2 separate regions of the Mus musculus genome follow, and region 2 is linked to region 1. A link is a loop called in an ENCODE intact Hi-C map of the cell type or tissue named here. Cell type or tissue: left cerebral cortex. All regions are shown on one strand.

Region 1 (2,500 bases):
AATAGAACATACAGAATGTTAATCATTTTGTTAGAAATTTTCAGTTTTTAAAGTATTCAGTATAATACGTACTTTGTTTCATAATTGGCAAAATAAGGTCCAAGATTTCACTATAAAATATTTTATGCACACATTGTGTATAGAGTCCAACACAGTATAATTTGTTTTGTTCTCTCTATACCCTTGATAGGAGTTTTTTTAAATCTCCATCTTAACCAGCACCCACAAGTTACCTTTTGTTAACTCTAACAATATGGAGAACTCAGGTACAAGATAAAGAAGACTGTGAAACAAATCTACTGAGAATCAAATAGGACTGGGGTTGGGGTGGGGTGGTAAAGGAGGACTTGGTGAATGACTAACATAGGTGACTAATGACCAAAAGAAACGAACTCAATAGCACTCCTAAAATTACACCCACAGGTTAATTCCTTTCTAAATCTTTTTTTTTTTCTTTTTACTAACCACTCAACCAAATTTAGGCTTGCTTCCACATACAACAAAAGCTTCCCTCTTTGCTCCACACGCAGTCAGTTGGTTATCTTTCATCTTCAGCAGAATGAGTTATTTGTCAAAACAACATAGTTACTGTAGTGAGATGGCCATAGGGTTAGGCTAGCACAGAGAGCGTTTGTGACGAATAGACTTACTTTGTTCCTATCTATTGTATAACCAAAATTCATGACCAAGGCCTCAAGTTTAAATTTCGACATCTAAGCAAAAATTTCAGAGAGGGTTTTCTTTATCTATTTTATTCTGATTTTAATTGCTCTTGCTACATTTTAAGGGAAAGTATGCAGACCTTTAAGTAGTCAAAGGCTCCAGATTTTCAGTGCTCCTTTCAGTATAGGAAGCTTAGTTCTGAACTGAAAGTAGACCTTGAACTCACAAGATCTGAAACAGCAATTTCATATCTATATGATGGGGGGTTGGAATCTTAAAGCTAAAAGCCCCAACTTACCAATAGGAAAACAGTGACAATCTCGACTAACATTTTTACTAGGAAAAACATATGCCACACATATGTGATAAAGTTTCAACCAAATGACAAAGTTGTTACTTTTGGCACTCTCTCCCACAATGACTTATTCTCAGCCAGTTGTCATGGAAAAAGAAATATTTCTGGACTGCCTATTCTGCAGAGAAATTTTCTAACTATACAGAAGAGTTGAATCTATTAAATTTGCTTACACTTAAAATAAGAGAAAGTCATTGGCAGAGTTAAATCTTAGCACACATTGTAAGATGAAGACACTGGTGAACAGAGAATGAACACAGTGTCCAACAGAAGTCTTTGAAAGAAGCAGGTATGAGCTGCGAGGTTCCAGGTGATGAGCAGAAGTTTGAGAGAAGCAGCATGAAAATAGTGATGCTCTAGAAAGCCAATTGCACTAGGATCTGGAAATCATGCTGAGAGTAGCTTGTTTTAGACTATTAGAAAATAAAGTTGTCAAATAATTTGGGGTATACTAATGGCACAACACCAGAGAGGAAGACTGAGCTCAGAGGAGTCACTCACTAGCCAGATGGTGGAAATGACAATTGCATATAGCCGAAAGCTCTTAAAGTCTCTAAAAGTGTGGAAAAGTATTATACTTGTTGAAGACAATGAGTATGAAATCTCAACATGAAAAGAGAAAGCCTATGATATCTCTCTTACAGTCTTCTCTCTACTCTTCTTTCTCAGCATAAGAGACTCTACTTCAGGAGGCAGGGGCATTGTTGAACTTTTAGGCCCATAGATGGAAGCTGATTGGTGAATTCCAGAGTACCAGGAGCTCTGGAGATACCATTCCACAATTCTCTAAGATGACTCAAAAGACACAATGTAGACTCTGACTTAGACTTTGTTATGGAAAAGGGATATAAAACAAACCCACAAAAAGCAAAAGCAAAGGATGAGGTCCAGAGAAAGCTGTGGGTAAGCGTCTGAGCTTTCTTCTCCAGCAGAGTCATTGGGAAGCACTAAAGGGCTGTGCCTCCTCTCTGGAAAAGTCCACCTGGAACTTTCAGGAGAGGCTGCATTCGATAACCACAGAGTAATTGCTTCCTCTAAGATTGGGAATTAAAATAAGTATTCCATTGTTGTCATTTTATTAAAAATTCTACTCAGGTTTCTAGATCAGGCAACTGGATAAGAACAGCAAATAAAAATGCCCAAATCAAAAGGGAAAAATGTATCCTTATCTTCACAAAGAACATGATAAAGTTAGAAAGATCCACTGTAACTATTTTATATTAACAGTTTTCTGCTACTGTAACAAAATACCCAAGCCTGAGAAATCACCAGGCAAAGAAGTTCATTTTGCTAGTAGTTTTAGAGGCTGAAATTCTATTGATTTGTTCACTTGGAGAAGATCCACAGTGGATGGCCTCAAAATGGTGAGAGAATGTGAGGGAGGAAGAGACATGGTTTCTTGTCACATGACACAACATGAAGTATGTGTGTGTGTCTGTGTGTTTGTGAGGGAAGGAGACAGGTGTAACAGCGTGCTACAGG
Region 2 (2,500 bases), 440 kb before region 1:
AAACTTTTATATTCATTAAAAGCTTCAGGCACTATAGCTGAGCTGATATTCAGCTATTCTAACCTGACAAGGCTGGCCTGAACTATTTCCAAACCATGTGGTCCCTTACCTGTCATTTTAGTCTCACTCTGGCACATCTTTCTTCATCCATGTCCCTATATCAGCTTCACTGGTCCCCACTTGAGAATCTTCCTCTCTGAGCCCAGGAATCCTGCCTTTTCCTCTCCTGCCTAGCTATGAGTTGTTTAGTTCTTTATCCAATCAGAAGGAGAACAACATTTTACAAAATATTGAGAAAAGAAACACATCATACTCACAATATGAATGTCCTGATTGCAACCAAATCTCTGGGTACAGAAGTCAGGATTTGAATATACTGTGCACAAAACATCCTCCAACATATGCTTGGGGAAGTTAGTTAAAATTTATTAACCTTAATTTTTAATTATAAAATAGCAATTGTGATATCAGTTACCTCATAGGATGGTTGCATTTTGGAATGGAAAATTGTGCAGAGTTCTTTGCATATAATTTATCAATATCAGTGATCATTATCACTGTGCTGCACTTTGTCAGACAGAGGGTGTGGTAGATATCACAGATCTGTGATGACTTCACCATAGTGTATTAGATTGCAAGTATTTTTAAGGACATTTTTCTAGAAAGCATCAATGCAGAGCCTAGGTGACTGTGTAGTTACAAAGCTCACATACATTACTCATGTTTCTTTTTGAGATAAACAATAACTCTAAGATCTAAATAGTTACTACCTTCTAAGTTAAGAAATCCTACAAATTGCAAAGTATCAAGGCAAAGACCTGGGGCATCTGCTCAAAGCATCTAAATCCGTGATTCCATGCTTTTTTCTGCTTATAATATTGTCTTCAGTTGTAGGTTCTGAGACTGGTTTGGTACTGAATAACATTGTAAATTGTAACTACTGTGTTTTACTCTAGAAGCATGTCTGTTTTAATCGTATAAGAAGGAATCAAGGGCTGTACATATGCCCATAACTGAAATGTCTCTATGTCCTAAAGCATGAATTAGAAAGATTAAGAATACCACAAAAATAATATATAGTGCAGCAGGTGTTTGATTTATTCCTCTATAAAATTCAGTAGGATTAAAGAGTCATCCAGCAAAAGCATTGTCAAAAATAATTATAACACCTGACTCGAGAGAAACATTTTTCAGACCCAGTTCCATCTGGTAGAAGTTTTCTTGGCAGCTTTCTCTCATCACAAAAAAGGTGTTAGGAGAGAAAGATTTTTCTCTGAGCAGCCAAGTTGTACTGAAATTCCCAGAGCGAGGGGCAGGGGAGTGAGTGTGTCTAAGCATTTTTAGATGTTAAGAAGTAGCTGGAATATTTGTACTGACCATATAGAGTCTCTGTCCATCATTTCTGTCCTATAAGTTGAACCCTTCATGGAAGTATGAATAATAAAATATTGTATATATTTAAGTTTCATTAATGCTTTCCTACTATAATTAGAGTTAAAATGATGTTTCTTGCCTTAATTATTCAGACATAGCCATTCTTCCTAAACCACTTCCAGTGACTACAACTGGTCAGTGTAATTCACTCAAATTTGAAATCCATTTTCAAATAAGTACATTGAAATAAAAGTTTGTCCAGTCAAGAATCTTCCTTGGAAGCTGTGACATACTGTTGGAAAAGTTCCCATTTATTATACAGATTTCAAAAATTCCTCTGTGAGCGTCAACTCCAAAAGTTGGTGTTAACTCACTACAAAGAGTAATAGAAGCCCAAAATATTCGTGAAAATATTTGCTAAACAAATGAATGGTATTTATAGCATTTGCCTATAGATGGAACTATAAGGACTTAAATTTTAATCAGTCACTGTGTCATTTATTTACTGCAAAAAACCTCAATATTTGTCAGGTCTCAATCACTTCTCTCTTAGTACTCAGAACTTCTGAAAAACTCCTGCTTGTTCCCTGTTCAGATCTCTTAGTGTTAATTCACCTCTGGTCCAGGGATGAGCATAGACTAAAGCCTACCTACCCAGAGCAGGTTTTTCTCTTTGGCCAGAGAAACCACTTCAAGAATGGGTTGGTTACTCATGGAAAGCAAGGGAAGATGTTACTGAGAGTCTCAATTGAGTAAAGGACGTTTAACTACTGGTTTTAGGAGAATGTAGCCTTTTAGTCTTATGAGTTCAGGTGGAAACATATTCTCAACAAATGTAGTCAGGGAAGTGTGCCAGTATGTAAATGAATGAAGCTAAGGATGATCAAAAGCTGAGTATTAGTGGTCTCACTGGACACCTCCCACCAGCAAAGTGCTATGGACATTAGTATTTTTGTAAAATTGACAAAGATGTTTCAAGAAAAATTTCCAAAGATTGCATAGAATAAAAGACAATATGAGTTGTCAAATACAGTATAGTATAAAATATGATGATATATGAAAATGGGAATGCTTTAGAAGGTCAGAATAGAAATTCAGAAGGCAGTGGTGACGAATTTTCATTAAC

What was found. A loop is a pair of places that touch in the nucleus more often than their neighbours do. Peaks named below come from ENCODE experiments on the same cell type or tissue, not always from the same donor. Only the 100,000 strongest peaks of a DNase experiment are listed, where the experiment ranks them.
Region 2: a loop joins it to region 1, with 4 times the contacts of the local background. A loop is called at or near these places in 2 of 42 quality-filtered maps.

Annotation. Positions count from the first base shown.
Region 1 is chr15:42,375,000-42,377,499 of GRCm38, reverse strand. No RefSeq gene overlaps it. Among named protein-coding and RNA genes, the nearest start is that of Gm41313, 290 kb to the left of the region's middle. In left cerebral cortex, no CTCF peak of the experiment used is centred here; DNase peaks (open chromatin) are centred at 610 and 1,053; H3K27ac peaks cover 322 bases.
Region 2 is chr15:42,813,979-42,816,478 of GRCm38, reverse strand. No RefSeq gene overlaps it. Among named protein-coding and RNA genes, the nearest start is that of Gm41314, 110 kb to the right of the region's middle. In left cerebral cortex, no CTCF peak of the experiment used is centred here; DNase peaks (open chromatin) are centred at 864 and 1,240.